4 separate regions of the Homo sapiens genome follow, and all the other regions are linked to region 1. The links are chromatin contacts, found by Hi-C or POLR2A ChIA-PET in ENCODE. All regions are on one chromosome and are shown on one strand. The core of a region is the stretch at or near the end of the contact, and the rest is flanking DNA. Distances in the headings are between cores, read along the strand shown. Region 1 holds the start of C1orf50 (chromosome 1 open reading frame 50). Region 2 holds the start of CITED4 (Cbp/p300 interacting transactivator with Glu/Asp rich carboxy-terminal domain 4). Region 3 holds the start of FOXO6 (forkhead box O6). Region 4 holds the start of SLC6A9 (solute carrier family 6 member 9).

The links. A loop is a pair of places that touch in the nucleus more often than their neighbours do. ChIA-PET counts read pairs that join two places held with the same protein, here RNA polymerase II (POLR2A). Pooled maps may share reads with other maps.
Region 2: a loop to region 1 is called in a map of CD4-positive, alpha-beta T cell, with 11 times the contacts of the local background. The contact joins the promoter of CITED4 here to the promoter of C1orf50 in region 1. A Hi-C loop is called at or near these places in 1 of 168 maps with a recorded cell type or tissue (CD4-positive, alpha-beta T cell) and 9 of 50 pooled maps. POLR2A ChIA-PET finds 5 or more read pairs at or near these places in 1 of 52 experiments (CD4-positive, alpha-beta T cell).
Region 3: a loop to region 1 is called in a map of CD8-positive, alpha-beta T cell, with 7 times the contacts of the local background. The contact joins the promoter of FOXO6 here to the promoter of C1orf50 in region 1. A Hi-C loop is called at or near these places in 1 of 168 maps with a recorded cell type or tissue (CD8-positive, alpha-beta T cell) and 8 of 50 pooled maps. POLR2A ChIA-PET finds 5 or more read pairs at or near these places in 1 of 52 experiments (WTC11).
Region 4: a loop to region 1 is called in a map of B cell, with 19 times the contacts of the local background. The contact joins the promoter of SLC6A9 here to the promoter of C1orf50 in region 1. A Hi-C loop is called at or near these places in 1 of 168 maps with a recorded cell type or tissue (B cell) and 6 of 50 pooled maps. POLR2A ChIA-PET finds 5 or more read pairs at or near these places in 2 of 52 experiments (K562 and activated T-cell).

What each region holds. Positions count from the first base shown.
Region 1 is chr1:42,764,606-42,769,167 of GRCh38, reverse strand. It overlaps C1orf50 (chromosome 1 open reading frame 50), which reads right to left and starts at 1,919. Exons shown (of 5, transcript NM_024097.4): 1 at 1,778-1,919; 2 at 1,544-1,659. The coding sequence starts at 1,856. P3H1 (prolyl 3-hydroxylase 1) reads left to right here and starts at 2,140. Exons shown (of 15, transcript NM_022356.4): 1 at 2,140-2,661. The coding sequence starts at 2,197. RefSeq lists silencers at 1,632-1,771, 2,392-2,501 and an enhancer at 2,762-2,881.
Region 2 is chr1:40,860,264-40,864,825 of GRCh38, reverse strand. It overlaps CITED4 (Cbp/p300 interacting transactivator with Glu/Asp rich carboxy-terminal domain 4), which reads left to right and starts at 2,463. Exons shown (of 1, transcript NM_133467.3): 1 at 2,463-3,772. The coding sequence starts at 2,699. The coding sequence ends at 3,253. LOC124904157 (a long non-coding RNA gene) reads right to left here and starts at 2,442. Exons shown (of 3, transcript XR_007066025.1): 1 at 1,716-2,442; 2 at 431-658. RefSeq lists an enhancer at 2,077-2,136 and silencers at 2,237-2,436, 2,597-2,676.
Region 3 is chr1:41,359,072-41,363,633 of GRCh38, reverse strand. It overlaps FOXO6 (forkhead box O6), which reads right to left and starts at 2,200. Exons shown (of 3, transcript NM_001291281.3): 1 at 1,290-2,200. The coding sequence starts at 1,703. RefSeq lists silencers at 1,485-1,704, 1,905-2,564 and enhancers at 2,363-2,657, 2,725-2,794.
Region 4 is chr1:44,028,839-44,033,400 of GRCh38, reverse strand. It overlaps SLC6A9 (solute carrier family 6 member 9), which reads left to right and starts at 1,939. Exons shown (of 14, transcript NM_001024845.3): 1 at 1,939-2,095. It overlaps LOC107984948 (a long non-coding RNA gene), which reads right to left and starts at 2,987. Exons shown (of 2, transcript XR_007066054.1): 1 at 2,852-2,987. It overlaps LOC124904168 (a long non-coding RNA gene), which reads left to right. Exons shown (of 4, transcript XR_007066055.1): 4 at 674-858. RefSeq lists silencers at 2,398-2,467, 2,788-3,337 and enhancers at 2,209-2,805, 3,447-4,004, 4,005-4,562.

The DNA.
Region 1 (4,562 bases), core at 670-3,169:
CAAGCGATTCTCATGCCTCAGCCTCCCGAGTAGCTGAGACTACAGGCATGAGTCACCACACCTTTTAGTAGAGACGGGGTTTCACCATGTTGGCCAGACTGGTCTCGAACTCCTGACTTCAAATGATCCACCCACCTTGGCCTCCCAAAGTGCTGGGATTACAAGTGTGAGCCACGGCACCTGGCCAAAAAGTACATTTTAGATAGTTAATATGTTTGATTCAATTTGTTTGTCTCTAAAGTTTTTTTTTTCTTCAGCTTCTCAAATACAGATTGTATTGGGGAAACAGAGGCAGCATAATAATGCATCCTCTGTATTTCATAAGATTATAGGATGAAAGACAAAAACTGTGTTCTTTCTTCCATCTGTTCAGGCCATCGTAATAAACACGATAGTCATTCAATAGCACATGAATACGTTGTGTGCACAAGATTCTGTCCCTGCCAACCTCCCTCCCAATAAGAGTAATCTGATTAACTAGATGCATATTCTCTTAATAAATAAAAGTTGCACTTTGCTCCCCAGCTCTTCAAAAAGAAGAAAGCCAAGTTTTGAATTAAAGGAGCTTTCTGCGTATCTGAATTTTTCTTAATTTTAAAAAAAAAAGGATTCGAAGGATTTCTAGGATCATTGAAAAAAAAAGAGATGTGAGGGAATTTGAGCACATTAAATAATTTTGGGCAAAGCAAAGACCCTGGAACATAATCAAGGCCAAATCTGATAGTGTATACAGGGATAAGGGGCCATGATAATCTTTAAAACAGCAGGACCCTCCATCTGTGGACACTGAAGAGGGTGTACAACTGGAAGTCTTGATAAGAGATAAGAAGGAATCTGGTTTTTCATTGAATAATGACAAAACTTTAGATCTTGGAGCTCTACTACTTCAAACCTTTCACTTCACAGATAAAATAGTTGAGGTCCAGAGAGAAGTAATCTGCCTTAAGTCGCACTGCAAGTTAGTATCAAAAGTGGGATTAATACTCATGTGTCCAAACTTCCAGTGTTTTTTCCATTATTTCACATTTCCTCCTTATTTGACTTATTTTGGCCATCCATATATAAACACTGGGCTTGGGAATACTGTGTTTAATGAGGACTAAACTTGGAGTCCTTGCCCTGCTAGAAGATGTTTAAACTCTCAGGTAACAAAGATCTTATGGGAAGCAGCTTAAAATAAGCGGACCTTGAAACTTCCCGAAGAACTTTTCTTTGTGTCAAATGGGAAGAATAACTCTGTACTGCCTACCTCACAAGGCTGTCCTAAGGTGCAAATGAAATAATGAACACTAAAGTGTTGTGTAAACCTTCCCACGAAGGAAGATTATGGGCACTCAAGTTGCAGTTAGAGGAACCTTTGGTCCCAGAAGGTCATTCGAATCAGGCCACCGACTCACAATGACAGTCGGCTTTACTCGTCTGTAAAATGGAGACAAGAGCAAATGCCACCCCCACCATAGGTGGTAGTGAGGTCTGAGCCGAAAGACGCAGAGTACAACGTGAACGAAGATGGTTATTCGCTGCCCCGGCCGCGCCTCCTCACCTTCTGCACCTGCTCTGCGAGCGCCACGAGGTCTAAGGGGTCCCCGGCCCGGTGGGTGTGGTAGGGGCTCACCAGGGCCAGGCCGCCGGGGGTCGGGGTGAGCTCCACCAGGGCTCCTGCGACACACACCCAGGAACACAAGCCGTGAGCTCCCGCCGTCGGCCTCCCGCGGAGCCCCGAGACCGGCTGCCTCGCGGGAGCTGACTTCCCCCTGCTGACTCCCGCCCCGCATACCTCCCTGGCCTGCAGCTGGCGGCGCTCCTTGCCTTTCAAGGACCCCCTCGGTCCGCCCCGGCGCGGCGGCGTCCTCCATGACAGCGCCTTATCCTCCCCACTCCCTGGGCTGTGCGAGTAGGAAGAGCCTGCGCATAAAGGCGCGTGGGCGGAGCTTCCGTCTTTCTTGTCTACTGGGCGTCAGTTCGACTGAGCAAGGCCTGAGCTCGGAGGCGGGGCTCCGGCTGACGCGCCGGGATTCGCTGAGGGCCGGTGGGGGGATCCGGGCTGACTGAAAGGAAAAGAGGCGGTGCAAGCCTCGTGGGCATGCGCCGCCCGGCTTGGAAGGTGGGGCTTCGCCCGGGGGCGGGCCTTCGCCGGGGGTAGGACTCCGGCCTTGGTGGCGGGTGGCTGGCGGTTCCGTTAGGTCTGAGGGAGCGATGGCGGTACGCGCGTTGAAGCTGCTGACCACACTGCTGGCTGTCGTGGCCGCTGCCTCCCAAGCCGAGGTCGAGTCCGAGGCAGGATGGGGCATGGTGACGCCTGATCTGCTCTTCGCCGAGGGGACCGCAGCCTACGCGCGCGGGGACTGGCCCGGGGTGGTCCTGAGCATGGAACGGGCGCTGCGCTCCCGGGCAGCCCTCCGCGCCCTTCGCCTGCGCTGCCGCACCCAGTGTGCCGCCGACTTCCCGTGGGAGCTGGACCCCGACTGGTCCCCCAGCCCGGCCCAGGCCTCGGGCGCCGCCGCCCTGCGCGACCTGAGCTTCTTCGGGGGCCTTCTGCGTCGCGCTGCCTGCCTGCGCCGCTGCCTCGGGCCGCCGGCCGCCCACTCGCTCAGCGAAGAGATGGAGCTGGAGTTCCGCAAGCGGAGCCCCTACAACTACCTGCAGGTCGCCTACTTCAAGGTGCAGACCTGCCTGGAACCAGGCGGCCGGGGTCCTTCTGGGGAGAGGAGTGTTGCAGGGGACCTGAGGAGCTTGGGGGATCGGGGAAGTGTCCGCAGGGAGGGGAAAGTGGCCTCCTGGCTGGGGAGCTCTCCTCGGAGCCGGGGAGAGCTGCTCCCTGGCAGGAGACCTTCCTCGCCCAGTTCGCATGGGCAGATGCTAACCCCAAAGGTCCAGCCTGGGGTTAGGGCACAGGCCAAGCAAAACTCATGGCCATTTTGTTCCCTGGGAAATCTCCTGGAAGGAATTAAAGCGGCAGTTTGGGTCTCCCATTCTGATGTCATTGTAAGTGTCCGAGTGAGAAGCTAGTAGCGGTCTACAATATCTCCCTTCCGGTTGGTTTTCCAGTGGTGCTTTTCCTGCTGTTTGATTCAGCAGCTCTCTTTCAGGATGTGAGGTTGCCACGTCGCCAGCAGGGGCTGCCTGGCCCTTTCTGTGTGTGTGTGGGGGCGGGGGGGGGACCCTCTGGCTAGTCTGCCAGGTTTACAAAGAAAATGAGTATTTTTCGGAATGCCAGAGTGCCATGTGTCCAAGTGTACACTTGGGCTTGGAGCGTTCCAGGCTTGTTTGGTGGTGGTGATGGTGACGATGATGATGATGATGATAGCCAGCACATACTTCCAGGCACTATTTTAAGCAGTTTGCATTTATTAACGCATTTGCCCTAATCTTCATAATATCTTGTCAGGTAGATGCTGTTATTAGTCCCACTGTATTGGGGGTGGGGGGAGAAAGAGTTGTGCATTATATCTGGTATATCTGTTGTTTAAAAGACCTTCGATTCGATCTAAAGAGACACTTAGAGACTCTTGGGGACCTCAGATTTCCACCCCTCCACAGCATTCTGCCTACACAGTTCCCCTCATTTTTCCTAGTTACTCGGAAGAGCGCTGGACTTGAAATCAAAATAATTGCGTTATGTCTTTGGTTATGTCGCTTCATCATAGCACTTTCTAAAACTATTTGACAAACATGTATTGCATACCTACTGCATTCCAGTTCTTGTACAAGTAATTAAATGCTCGACTAACGTCTTTGCTTTGTCTTGCTTTGCTGTTAAGAGTTACTGTAGTAAGGGCTACTGCAAGGGCATATACTTAGGGCTGCGGGAGCACAAAGGAGGGAGACTCTAGCTTTATCTCAGAGAAATTAGACTTCAAAGAAGAGGTAATATTGAAGCCTGCCCTAAGTATTGCCAGGGGGAGAGGAAAGAAGGCTCCTCCAGATAGAGAGAAAAGTAGAACCAAAGCATGATGTATTCAGGAAAAAAAATGAACTCTTGTGATTGCAATGTCGAGATGTGTGTGGGGAGTAGTAGGAGAGGCGGCTAGAAAAGTCAGTGAGGCCAGATTTGGAAGAGAATTCTGCGGACTGCAGGGAGCCATCCTCAGATTTGGGTTTTAAAACGCTTATTCTGGAAGCCATGGTGAATGAGCCTTGGAAGAAGGAGAAAGTGGTGGCACTTGATTAGGAGGCAGACATTTGTCCACAAGAGAGGAGGTTAAGTACCTCAGTGCTTAGAGAGTAAAGAAGGCTGGGGGTGGAGAGAGGAGTGAGGACATGAGGGAGAACAGAGAAAGGCAGGAGCAGCGCTGAAAGACACAAGAGCTAGAGTAATTCCATGAAAGGGACAGACCTGAAAAAATTTCTAATTTTACAGTTAAAGAAACTGAGGTACAGAGATGGGGAGTTATTTACCTTGGGTCACCTAACCAGGGCTGACTCCTTTAGTGTGCCTTTACTAGTACCAATGATAAGAAAATAAGTTTTCTTAGCATATTAATCATACCACCTAAAATTTATTGAGCACTTAATCTGTGCCCAGCACCATGTATTACAGGCTGCATATTATCTCGTTGAAC
Region 2 (4,562 bases), core at 1,214-3,713, 1.9 Mb after region 1:
CTACTTACCTCGGCCTCCCAAAGTGCTGGGATTACAAGCGTGAGCCACTCACCTGGCCTGCTTGTTGATTTTTTTGAGACAAGATCTCTGTCGCCCAGGCTGGAGTGCAGTGGTGCCATCATGGCTCACTGCAGCCTCCACCTCCAGGGCTCAGCTAATCCTCCCACCTGAGCCTCCTGGGTAGCTCAGACTACAGATACATGCCACTATGCCCAACTAATTATTTAACTTTTTGTAGAGACACGGTCTCACTATGTTTCCCAGGCTGGTCTTGAGCTCCTGGGCTCAAGCAATCCTCTCACTTTCATCTCCCAAATTGGGCAGATTTTCCGTCTTTATCAAAGCCCCCACTCACCCACCCCTTACCCCCCACATCTCCAGATAAGTGTGAGGCATGGCCAGGTTTAAGAATTTCTGTGAGAAGCCTTACCTGTAGAGAAAGATTCAGGAGAATAAATTCCAGGGTGTAGCTTTTTACACTTTGCAAAAATGTGACCACACCCATGGTCATTTATCACTACCCACAAGCTCTCAGGCTGACCAGGCAAGATCACCGTCTCCCTTTCACAGAGCAGAAAGCTGAGGCCCTGGGGAATCAAGTAATACTCCCCGCTCAACACTCAACAGTCACAGCTGGTTGGTGGTGGAGGTCACACACCTGTGGGTGGCAGAGATATGATTAGAACTTGGGCCTCTGGCTGGGCGCAGTGGCTCATGCCTGTAATCCTAGCACTTTGGAAGCCTGAGGTGAGAGGGTCACTTGAGGCCAGGGATTCGAGATAAGCCTGAGGCCCTCCTCACTCCCCCACGCCGCCCCTCCCCCCCGCTCCCTTCTCTATTTAAAAAAATAAGAAGAAAGAGGGAAGAAAAGACCTTGGGCCCCTGAATTCTCACTCTAGGGCTCTCCCCTCTACATCAACTGGATAAACCCAAGTTCCAGGAAGTCCCAAGGATGCCACAGGTCGGGGGAAGGTCAGAGAAGGGAGAGAGAGTGTCAAATGCGTGGAGGGTAAGGTTCTGGGAGGCTGTCTCCTGGCCACAGGAAAGACTCCAGTTGCCCTAAGGACTTGGAAAACACATGGCATTCACACGCTAACTCTGGCTGCCTGTGACCTCAGGACAGCCACTTTCTCTTTGTGTGCTTCTCCTTATCACTGAAATGGGGCTGATAATCCATGCCCTGCCCCCAACAAAATACTTGTAGAATGTAAAGCACTTTAAAAGTCCAAGTTATTATTGCTGTTATCAAGAGAAGGCCCTTTGGGACAGAACTTAAATAGCCTTGGCCGGGCGCGGTGGCTCACGCCTGTAATTCCAGCACTTTGGGAGGCCGAGGCGGGCGGATCACGAGGTCAGCAGATCGAGACCATCCTGGCTAACACGGTGAAACCCCGTCTCTACTAAAAATACAAAAAAAATTAGCCGGGCGTGGTAGCGGGCGCCTGTAGTCCCAGCTACTCGGGAGACTGAGGCAGGAGAATGGCGTGAACCCGGGAGGCGGAGCTTGCAGTGAGCCAAGACAGCGCCACTGCAGTCCAGCCTGGGCGAAAGAGCGAGACTCCGTCTCAAAAAAAAAAAAAAAAAGAACTTAAATAGCCTTTCTTTCATCTAAGGGACACTTTTGAGCATCTACCACATACCAGGCACTGTGCTAGGCACTGTGCACACATGCCCTCACTTACCCCTCACAAAGGGTCAGTGCTGCTGTTCTTTACCTTTTACAGATGAAGAAACTGAGGCTCAGCTGAGAGTTGCAATTCATTCCATCATTAGTTCATTCACTCAGCTTTTACTAAAAGCCTGCTCTGGGCCAGGCTCTGGGCCAAGTGCTGAGAAGAAGAAGATGAACAAGTCCTTCAGGAGACGTGCCCATAAATTAATAACAACTAAGTACATGCTTCAACAGACAAGGTGCAGTGGGAACTAGAGGGGGAGCAACAGGCTCTCCTGGGGGTTATGGGAATGGACAGCTGACCTCCTGCGGGGACCCTGCACCGCTAAGGTGCATGCGCCCTGTGTAGCTGTGCAGTCTCACTTTGATCAAGGCTTTGCTGTGTATTTCCAGGAAGCCTCTTCCGCCACTGAGCCTCGGTCTCTACCTGGAAAGTTAAAAGGTTGCGTAGGCCTGACATCCTGCAGCTCTTGGGGGGCCTAAAACTCTGGCCCTCCCACCCCACCTTCTGGTCAGTTCAAGCTCTACCCCAGCCAAGTCCGATTCCGAAGCCCTGAGGGCCAGACCGAATCCCTCCGAAAGTGCCAAATACCCCGCCCCAGGGCGGTGCTCAGAGCCTGGGGCGTGGCCGGAGTCCCAAGGGGCGGGGTTCCAGTGGGAGGGGCGGGGCCAAGACCTAGATGCAGGCGTGCGCGGCCCGCCCAGAAGCGTCTCGCCCAGCCAATGAGCGTCCGAGGGCGGGGAAGCCCCGCCTCTGGGTATAAGAATACGCCGAGCCCAGCTACGCGACGCGGAGGTTTCGGAGCACTACAGGTTGCGGGCCTTTGTGACCCCAGGCTGCGGCCGCAAGGTGCGCAGTAGTGGGCTGGGCCGGGGCACCAGTCGGGTTTGGTTTTGCTCCGCCCGGCCGAGCTGCAGGGACCGCACGGTGCCCGGGTCTCCCGCCGCAGAGCAGCCGCTGGCCCGGGCCGGGGGAGCCGGCGCTGACCACCGCGCGCTGTCCCCGCAGGCAGCCGGCCTGCCGCCATGGCCGACCACCTGATGCTCGCCGAGGGCTACCGCCTGGTGCAGAGGCCGCCGTCCGCCGCGGCCGCCCATGGCCCTCATGCGCTCCGGACTCTGCCGCCGTACGCGGGCCCGGGCCTGGACAGTGGGCTGAGGCCGCGGGGGGCTCCGCTGGGGCCGCCGCCGCCCCGCCAACCCGGGGCCCTGGCGTACGGGGCCTTCGGGCCGCCGTCCTCCTTCCAGCCCTTTCCGGCCGTGCCTCCGCCGGCCGCGGGCATCGCGCACCTGCAGCCTGTGGCGACGCCGTACCCCGGCCGCGCGGCCGCGCCCCCCAACGCTCCGGGAGGCCCCCCGGGCCCGCAGCCGGCGCCAAGCGCCGCAGCCCCGCCGCCGCCCGCGCACGCCCTGGGCGGCATGGACGCCGAACTCATCGACGAGGAGGCGCTGACGTCGCTGGAGCTGGAGCTCGGGCTGCACCGCGTGCGCGAGCTGCCCGAGCTCTTCCTGGGCCAGAGCGAGTTCGACTGCTTCTCGGACTTGGGGTCCGCGCCGCCCGCCGGCTCCGTGAGCTGCTGAGGGCGGCCGGCGCCCGCCCGGCGTGCCGGAGAGGAGAAAGGGCCCGACTGCCCGCCGGACCCTGCACCCAGCGACTGGGCCCCGCGCGCGCCCTCCGCGAGGGTGGAGGCGGCGGCTGTGTGCGCAGGGCCCGGCACCGGACTGGGACCCTGGCGTCCCTCCAGGCCTTGCCTCCTGCGGGAGGACAGTTTGGCTTCACTTCTCTGACCCCAGCCTCGGCCGTAAAGTGAAAGAGACCGGACCAGCTTCAGCTTTCGGACTCTGGTTCTTGGATCGTGTCCTCTCCCCCTCGCCGCCCTCTTCCCCCAATCTGAGCCATTGCAGGCCTCTGCCTGCTGCCCCCTCTCTCCTCGGGATCGGGTCCCCAGAGCCACCATCTCCTGAGCCTCCCACCCCGCTGCCTGGGCCCTGTGGTTGCTGGGCCTCCCACCTCAAGGAGGGGAAGGTTGTACAGCCCGAACCCGTGGAGCAATGCCCTGTCTGGCCTCCAAAACCAAAATAAAACTGGGTCACTTTACAGTCTTGCCGTTTTCATTTCCTTATCACCCCGAGCCCTGACTATATTTAGCTTCCAAAGTCCCAAGGTTGCTGAAGACACTGGATGGCATGGGGGCCACAGTCCCCAGCAGTGCCCAGGAGAGGAAACCGACAGTTTCTTTCAAAAATATCTCGTGGGTTGTGCAATTGTTATGTCACAACCTGGAGGGCAGAGGCTGCCACTGGGTGGTGGGGTAACCCACTGGGCTTCCCAGCTCCTAGGGTAGGGTGGGGGGAGCTTGGTGCTCTGCCAGAGAGGAGCTGGGTGGCACCGAGTTCAGACAGCCTAGCTTTGGACCCTGACTCTCTCCTTTGCCCAAGACACCATCCGTTCTGATTTTTGAGGCGGTTTCCCAGAGGGAGATGGTCCCCGTCTCCTCAGGTAGTTACGCTGCCTTTAGCACAGTGCCAAATACCTGGGCAGTTCTCAGTAAGTGACGGCAATTATTATTCTACAAATTGGTGCTGATTTTATTCCAGGCCCTGTGTCAACCTGGTGCATGTTCTCATGGAATCACAGCCCAGGTGGGAGGAGGTGGGTGATAGGCCTGAAAACAAACTAATCTTGCTGCAAGGAAGACTGTGATGAGTTCTAGAAAACAGTGCTAAGCAGCACTTTGGGAGGCCGAGACGGGCAGATCACGAGGTCAACAGATCGAGACCATCCTGGCTAATATGGTGAAACCCCGTCTCTACTAAAAATATAAAAATTAGCTGGGCATGGTGGTGCGCGCCTATAGTCCCAGCTACTCGGGAGGCTGAGGCAGGAGAA
Region 3 (4,562 bases), core at 951-3,450, 1.4 Mb after region 1:
CAAGGGGATGGGAGAGGGGATGCGGAAAGAGACCCAGGTCTACTCCTCCAGCCTGTGTTCCTGCCCCACAGTGGCCGGTGAGGGACAGAAGCTGCCAGCACTAACCCTGAGAGCCATGGGCTCCCAGGTCAGGATACCCTGGCTCTACAATGCTGCCCCTGGGTATCTAGAGCTGTTCATGCCCACAAGTCTCCCCTCCTCCACTGGCACACCTCCTTCCTCTGACCCAGCTCACAGGCACCACAGGGCACAGCCCCCTCCCTTGACATAGGCATGCCTCCCTCACAGAGGCCACTCCTCCCATAGGGAGGCTGACAGTTCGCCTCCTAGGCACAGGAGGGGTCTCCAGCCTCCTCTCCCCCAAAGGCATAGACTATCCCCACTCTCCAACAAGATGGCCAGGGGAGGAGCTGGGTCGAGAGGCCACAATCCAAGCAAGCCCCTGTCCCCTCCTAAGGTGGCTCCCCCCTTTCCACTGGCTGGCACTGAGGCCTCCCTGGGGTACCCTGCCCCTCCCCCAGCCCCTAAATGGATCTGGGCTCCGACAGCTAGGGAAGTGGAAAAAAGCATCCTGGGTGGGTATGGACAGATCCCCAGCTCTCAACACCCTGTCCTCACACCAGCAGGGGCCATCACCAGTGACCCCCATCCTGATCTAGGTAAGGGGGGCAGCAGCCACCCCATGGAGAACTCAGATCTCAGGTCACCTGCCGAGTTCCCCACTCCAGGCTGGTTGGTGCCCTAGGGTGAACTCTGGCACCACAAGAAGAACTGTGGGCCCATGGTCACACTCCTCACCCTGGGGACAGCTCCAGGAAGCGCAATGATAGAGATTTGGGAGGGAAAGCCGGCATTGGCCCCAAGTCATTATTCCAGCGCTCTAAGAAGGGTGCCCTGGTGGAAAGGGTAAAACAAGAGTCACACAAAGCAGACTTGGGGGAGGAGGGGGAGGCTCCCCAATGTCCGCGGCCTGGGAATGGGTTCCTCTGCTATGCCCCCAAGGACAGGGTGGGGACGTGCCTCGGGGACGCCTCAAAGCGGCAGTCCCTTGTCACCCTACCAGACCTCCCACCCCGCATCCCTCCCCGCAAGGGAGCACGCACACAGCTGCTCCCAGTACGCCCCCGCCCGTCCGCTGGCCGGCCCCACGCCCTGGGCGCACACTCTGTGACCCCGGGGGGTGCCAAAAAGCCCTCCTTCTGACGGCCCTCCTGGAGCCCAACACACCTAGCAGCCCCTGGAAGCCCCAGTCGGCGTCCCCAGCCCCCTCCCCAGCCGGACGCCCCCACCTTCCAGCCGGCCGAGCTGTTGCTGTCGCCTTTATCCTTGAAGTAGGGCACGTAACGGACCATCCAGTCGTAGATCTGCGAGAGCGTGAGCCGCTTGTCCGGGGCGCTCTCGATGGCTTTGGTGATGAGGTCGGCGTAGGACAGGTTCCCCCACGCGTTCCGCCGAGAGCTCTTCGCTTTCCGCAGCGGTCCGACCTCCGCGCCCAGGGGCGGCGCTGGGGCCATCGCCGGGGCCGTAGCCCGGCGCTCCGGCCCGCAGTCCTCGGCGCCCTCGGCCACCCCTGCGCCCAGCGCTCCGTCCTCGTCGCCGGCCAAGTCAGGCTGCGGCAGGGGCCAGGTACACGAGCGCGGCCGGCTCTGCGGCGCGAAGTCCGGGTCCACGTCCACCTGATGCGCTCGCAGCTTCGCAGCCATGGTCCCGCCCGGCTCGGGCGAGGAGGGGAGGGAGGCTTCGCGGAGGGTGGGCGGGCGGCTCCGGGATCTGCACGCCCCGGGGAGGCCCGCGGGAGGGGTCCCTGGCGGCGCTGTCTCAGCCGCGGGGCGCCATGGGCCGAGGCGCGGAGGCAGGGGGCTGGACGCGCTGGGGAGCACGAAGGGAGGGAAAGACCTGGGCAGTGAGGGGGCGGCGGCCCGGGAGCCCAGCGGGCACACACCTCGCCCAGCCCCGCTTCTAGCACCTGCCGCCTGCCTGCGCCTGCAGCCACCACCGCCACCGCCGCTGCCGCCGCTCCCCGGGCGCCGGCCCTGCGCACGGGCCCTGCTCTCCCGGGACGAGGCCGGATTGCACCATGCCGGAGCCCGAGCCGGTGCCGGAGCCCGCGCCGCCGCCGCCCGGTGAATGCTGCCGCCGCCGCCGCTCCGGCTCCAGCGCCAGCTCCCGCGCCTGCCGCGCTCAGCGCCGGCTGCACCTCGGGATGGGCGGGGGACGGGGAGGGGGCGGGCCCGACGCGGGAGGGGGCGGGGCGTTTCGCCTGCGGCCGCGGAATCCTCAGCCAGCCCAGGTGCCCCGCCCGCGGGCTGGGAGACCGGGCGCTGAGCTCCCAGCTCGGGGCGACCCCGCCGCAGCCCCTGCAAGCAACAGCGCCGCCTACGGAGCAGGGGCGGAGCGGCTGGCGCGACCCCGCCCCCTGCTCGGCGCGGAGGCGGGGGGGCTAGGGGGCGGAGCCCTAACACTCCCATTGGTCCGCGGCTGGACTGTCCTGCCCATGGGCTCGACAGGATCCCTCCCAGAAGCGCGTCACCGGTTATTGTTACAACCCGGGGTTTCCCGGGGCAACGGGATGGGGCGGGGCTCAGGGCACTGGCCCCGCCTTCTACTCCGGAGAGGACTGCCCCGCCCTCTGTTTGTAGACTCCTGACGTTCCCAAGTCTCCGTTCCAGGACTCTGACAGGGAGGATGATCGAACTCTGCTCTTCTTTGTGCCCTGGACTGAGCTGGGGAAAAAGAATGGGTCAAGAATACCTGGGTTCTAGGCTAGGCTTTGCCACAATTCTCGCTCCTCCATCCGCAAACATGTTCTTCATGGTGCCTGTGGTCATAGTTTTAGAGCTCCAGTTCTCAAAGTTTGACGCAGAGCAGAATCATCCCCTAGAGCTTGTTAACATTGCTGGACCCCAACTCCAGAGTTTCTGATTCGGCAGGTCTGGGTTGGGGCCCCAGACTTTGCATTTCTAACCAGCTCCCAGGTGATGCACGAGAGACCACACCTTGCAAACCATTGTTTTAGAGTCTGTGGGAGGTTCTTACTGCGGTTGTTGGAACAAGCACTTGTCTAAAGTTCACAGTGTTTGGGGAGATGCTTCTCAATCAGTTCCTGGATATTTATTGAGCACCTCTGACGCACCAGGCACTGTCCAGGGCTCTACAGTGAGAGCAGCAACTGAAACAAATGAGGTCCCCTACTGCATAGACTAGTCAGGAGTCAGATGCTAATCAGATCATCACATGAGCTCAGAAGGGCGAGGCTAGCCGAGAGGTTGGGCAGTCCGTGGCCTCATCCTACAGGCTGCTGAGCTAGGTTTCCCAGTCACCACTGCACCTGCTGGCCTTCGCTCAGGGTATTTATCCCCTCTGCCTAGAACACCATTTCCCCGCCGCAAGGCCCTCATCAGAGATTCTCCCACTCTTCAAAGCTCCGTGCAAATGTCAACTTAGCCCTGACACCTTCTCTAGCCCCAACTCCCAACACTTTCTGTTCTCTGCTTGCCCAGACCACTTGTTGAGCTGCCAGCAACACCTTGTGCCCCTTTAGCACAATATTCCTATTTTGCCAATCAGGAAACTGAGGCCCAGAATGAGCAGGTGATTCCCCTGGTGGCATGGCCAGGACTGGAATCTCAAGCTCCTGATTTCTTTACCAGCCAGTACCTTGCTCCTGAGGACGCTGGAGATGCGAAGGTCTCTGGGCAGTGGGAGGGCTGAGCCCAGGCCATGGGAGATGGCCTCCTTTCTCAAAAATTTCTTCCTTCCAGTTTAGGACCTGAGGAGCAGGGCCAAGGGTGAGGGTGGGGGTGGGGCTGGAGGAGCCCCTCCTCATTCCCCAGGGTGGGAGCAGGACTTGCTTGCAGATGCCTGGCGTGGCATTTGCCTGAGTCATATCCCAAGGCAAGGGTGGGCATGGGAAGTGCTGGCTGACGACCCCTCCGATCCATACACATACACACATCCTCCAGGTGATTCTGTTTAGAGTCACAAGGAGCCTGAAATCATTGCTGAATCCACCCCCCACCACCACATCACTCGTATGCCCTCCATGCCTGGGGAGTCCATACTGGGAGCTGCTCCCCTAAGGGACCCTGGAGACCGAGCAAGCCTCCCGCCAGTCTGCGGCCCTGGCCCAGCTCTGAGCTGTGAGGCAGAGGCCTGCTGAGGGCCATACCATTGCTGGGAGGATCCTTAGCTGGGGGCCCTGGCACAGGCTGCCAACATGGGTCTGGGAAGCCAGGTTGGCAGAGATGCACTAGAGGCTGACTCAGGCCCCTGCCCTGCCCGGTGTCCACAGCTGCTGCCTGGACTCTCCTCTGAGGCCCATGTCTGGTACACTCAGCTCCTACACACACACACACACACACACACACACACATTCAAACTCACACCCAATGGCACACACTCACATTCTTCTCACTCACAACTTGGCCCCTGCTCACACATTCATTTTGAGGCAGTATAACATAGTGATTAAGAGCATGGGCAAGATACATAACTGCTCAAAGCCACTCTTTCCTACTCTACAAATGACTACCATAATAGCACTACCTTCACAGGATATTTGA
Region 4 (4,562 bases), core at 690-3,189, 1.3 Mb before region 1:
CCCCAAGCCCCTAGGCCTGAGGGCATCCTGGAAGTCTGGCTTGCAGCACCCTACACCTGCCTCCCTTCATATGGATTCCCTGAGCCATGAAAACTCTCGGAATCTTCACTGAGTGTTCTTAGCGCTCAGTGCCCTCTTCTAGGCCTGTCCCCACCCCAGCCTACTGCTGGAAGGGAGAAGGAGGGAGGCCTTTTCCCCTTCATACTCTTCCTTGTCCGCCTTCCTCTACTTGGGGGCCTCTTCGACATCCTCCATCTGCCTTCCCTGGGGTGGTATCCCTTTTGATGAGCCCCAGCGAGGAGGCAAGGAGGAAGATCCTAAAAAAAACTTATGGAGGAAGTTACGTCCTGGCAGGAGAGATATAGAGGGCTTGGACCCCATCTGCCCAGTCCCAGGAATTGAGCACACACATAACTACACAGACCTGCTGCAGTGCACACAATCAGTCTTCCACAGATGTACCTACACAAATACACAATCGGGGCTCAGGTGTCTGGGGGCACAGACACAACAGGTTGCCTAGATCCAGGTGTGTGTGCACACAACTCACGCAAGAAACACCTGCACTTGGCTTGTAGGAGACTAAAAATCCCAAACATGCTATACCTACTAGGTTTGGGGACAAAGTAAAAGTGAAAATAATCTCGCTGATAAGACTAAGGTGTCTTCCCAGATCTGATCAGGAGTCCAATGTGAATAGGAGACAACAGAGAGCTGTCTTTGTACTTTGGCTCTGAGGAAGGTTTGTGGAATGGACCGCGTGTGGCCTGAGAGAGCTCGCATTTCAGGGAATGCCTGGGCTTGATGCCTGTTATCTTGTTCAGTGCCTCTGATAAATTAATAAACTGGAATCTCACTCAACAATTGGTTTCACGTGAGTTTGGCATGTGTGCACTCGCTTCTTGGAGGCTGACTGTCCCAAGGAAAAAAATTAAACTGTTTCCTGGCCAGAAAATGGTGAGGACTCAGGGTCCAAAGTAGAAATTGCCTCTGTGGGCTGGGCCCCTTCCCTGAGCAGATGCCCTACTCAGGTTGGGGCAAAAACCAGTTCCTCTGACAGAACTAACTGGCCACTCTCCATGAAAGGTGGTGGCTCTCACAAGGTATGCAAATGTGGGAGGCTCATTCCAAATGCCAGCCACCACTCCCCAGAGGCAGCCTGGAGCAATGGGCTTTATATACACACACATGCATTTCCTTAGCCCCTTCTCTCTGTTTCACAGAGGAGGAAACCGAGGCTCACCATGCTCCTTTTGGCAAAGACTCTTTTTTAGCTGAGATTGTAACCCAGGTCTGTCTCACCATGGAAGGAGGAGGGATCCCAGGTTGGTGTCTGCAGCCCCTGTAACACCACCTCAAAAGTAGAGCTGACCAAGCCGGTGGTCCAGGAGGGAAATTTGAGAAAGGGCTACCCCGAGCCCTCCAGTTCCAAGGAGTAGGACCTAGGCCTTACCCAGCAATGCCCACAGTCTCTAGCGGCTCTGCTCCAAAGGGAATGGAATTTGCTCTGACTTCTCTCTAGGGGAAACGCAGGCGCAGAAGGCCAGGGGCCTGGAGGGCTAACTCCAGCCTCAGCCCCCCATAGTGCCCCAGGCCTTCTGGCTTCATTCCAGCCTAGCCCGAAGGGGCCCACATCTGCTTGCTCAAGGGCCCCAGCTGGAGGGCAGCGAGGCAGGGGCGGAGAAGGGGACTCCTTTGTGGCGCTCACTCCCAGGGGTTCGTGGGGATCAATCATCTGAAAGCTGGAGAGACTTGTAATTTTATTCCCTGGGAGGAGGAGCCTGAGAAGTCGGCACGGGAGGAGGGGATGGGATGGAGAGGGGAGGACGGCCAGGGGAGCCGTTCGGGTAGGGGAGGGACTTGGCTAGATCTCCCAAGCCTTCTCCACTCTTCAAACTTTCACCAAACTCTTAGCCCCCGCCTCCCCGAAACCAAAACACAACAGGCTGTGGAAGAGCTGCGAGCGGCGCGGCGGGGCGGGCGAACTCGGCGCGGCACAGAGCCTCGGGAGGCTGATGCAACTTTCCCTTTAAGAAAGCCACCTGGGCGCACCGCGGTGCGGACCCAGCACGCCTGGGCCGGGGGCTGCAGCATGGTAAGGGGGCTGGGGGAAGGGACGCTGGGGCCCGCGCCTCCGTCTGTCCTGCCGTCGGTCTGAGTGTTCGGCGGCTCCGCGGGGCTGAGCCCCAGGACCAGCGTGTGCGTGTGTGTGTGTGTGTGTGTGTGTGTGTGTGATCGCGCATGTATGCGGGCATCTGTGGGTAAGAGTGTGGGTGCACGCACCGGGATGTCTGTCTCGCCGCAAAGATCGGGGTAGGTGCGCGCGTCTGGGTGTCACCGCTGTCACCAAGGAGCTGAAGCGGGAGGGAGAGGGAAGTGGGGGGAGCTCCTGCGTGGGGTGGCGGGGGGGCGCCAGACGCCGGTTCGATCGGGGGCGGCGGGCGCAGGCTGTGCGGGTAGCGCCGGAGCCAGAGCGTGGCACTGTCCGTCCGAGGAGCCAGTGGTTCTGCGCTCTGGGGGCCTGCAGGGGTCGACAGTCGGCCGTGCCTGCACCCAGCGTGCGGGCTCCCGCTCGCTCCATCGCCTCTCAGCGCCCGCCAGCCTGGCTGCCTATCTGGCCCCTCCAGCCGGCCTGCCTCCCTATCTGCCCTCCCGGTGCCGGTTCCAGTGCCCGTGCGCCCGCGGGACCCGGGAAGCCGCGCGGGAGAGTCCTGGCGCACTCAGCCTCTCTTTGTCCGCGCTCTGGCCGCGGCTTTGGGAAGGGACTGCGAGCGAGCCGGGAGTTCTCTGGGGGTTGCTACCCTGGGAAGAATCCGTGCCCTCCCCACCCCAACCCTCATTACCGGCACACCTAGGGCGGGGCCGGGCGGCCGCAGGTGAGGGCAGGGGCCTAGCAGCCCTGGAGAGCCCACCCCCGGCCGGCGCTCCGCACCCGGCAGCCACTGCAGATCTCGAGCAGGCGGCGGGGCCGGGCCGGGCGGGAGAGTGGGGCTTGCCCGGAGGGCCGGGAGGGGCCGGTGCCGGCCCGGGGGCGGGGCCGTGGGGCGGGGACCTCGGCGCCCCGGTACTTTTCCACCGCAGGGGCCGGGGGCGGGGCCGCCGCCTCCACGCCAGCTTAGGCCCACACGTGGCGGCTGATGTAACGCCCGTGCCCCCACATCTCTCTCCCCGATTAAAGCGGACGCGCCCCACTTCGAGGAACCGGGACGCTGCGGGCGGTGCCGCTGCTCCCAGACCGACCGCGCCCCTGCCCGCCGGCCGGAGGCCTCCGCGCCTCGGGCCGGCGGATACTTAAAGGAGCCGCACCCCCTTTCGGGCCTGCTCTCCGCAAGCCACACCCCCTCGCGGATCACTCTTAAAGGAGACGGGACGCTTGCTCGCTGACAGCTTCCGCACAAAGCGCGGTCTATTTCTCCGCTGAAAGGAGCGTGAGGGTGCGGCCGTTGGGAAATAAAGGCTGCAGGGCGAGGAGTGGGGAAAGAGAAAAACCTGAAAGGTTAAAGACTGCCAAAGTGAGGGAGCATCAGAAGGTTGGAGAGTAGTGGGTGAGGGGACTGGTTCTAGGGACTAATGGGCGACACTGAGCATGCCCAAGTGTTTCCAAGGACCGCAGAGAAAACGCCCCCTTTACTTGGCCTATGCGGCGACTGCGGCTGTACCTGCTCAGTTCCCGGCTCTGGGGACACAGAAGAATCACGCCTCTGCCCTGGTAGAACTCTCCATCTAGTGGGGAGCCAGACTTGGGCACAAGGAAGCATGCCTCAATTGCTACGTGTGGCAAGCGTGGGGGTACAGTAGGAAGGCTGACAGCAACGGGGAGGACCTAGGAAGGCTTCATGAAGATAATAGCATTGGGATAGGTTTTGAGGATGGGTAGGATACATACAGGTGGAAGTGGAGACAAGGGTGCTCAAAAAACATGGAACGGGTGCCGGGGCAAAGGCATGAAGCAGGAGCCCTCTGCAAGTGCTGGGTAGTCTCACGTGGCGGCAGATGGCCGCAGGCTGCTGACCTGGGCTCCCAGGTAGAACTAAGGGCTGTTTCCTGCTCCCACAGCTCCTCCACTTCCTCCAACACAGTGAATGGAAATTATGCTTCTTCCTCTGTCTACTAAACTGTGCGGTCCTTCAAGCTAGGAAAAGAGCCTGTCACCTTTCCATCCCCCGTGAGGACTCCAGGGCTTGGCCAAGATGGACCGTTAAAACTGATTGACCTGACAGTCCTGTCTGATACTCAGCGGTGAGACTGTCAAGGTGGGCCAGGGTTCTGTGGCTGATGTCTCAACATCTGGCTCACAAGCAGCTCAGACCAGCTTGTCCAAGCCAGCCCTCCTGTCCCCGCACCAAACCTGCAGCCTCACCAGCATTCGTCCTCTGGGTCGGGCACCGGTTTCCTCCCACTGCACCAGCAGAAACCAGAGACTCCTTCTTATCCCTCCCCCTACCCAGTCCGATTCATCACCAAGTCTCGCCATGTTGCCTTTTATATTTCTCTGAAATCTGTGCACCTCTCCTCACCCTATTGTCACCTTCCTAACCTGAGCCCCTTCATTTTTGGCCTGG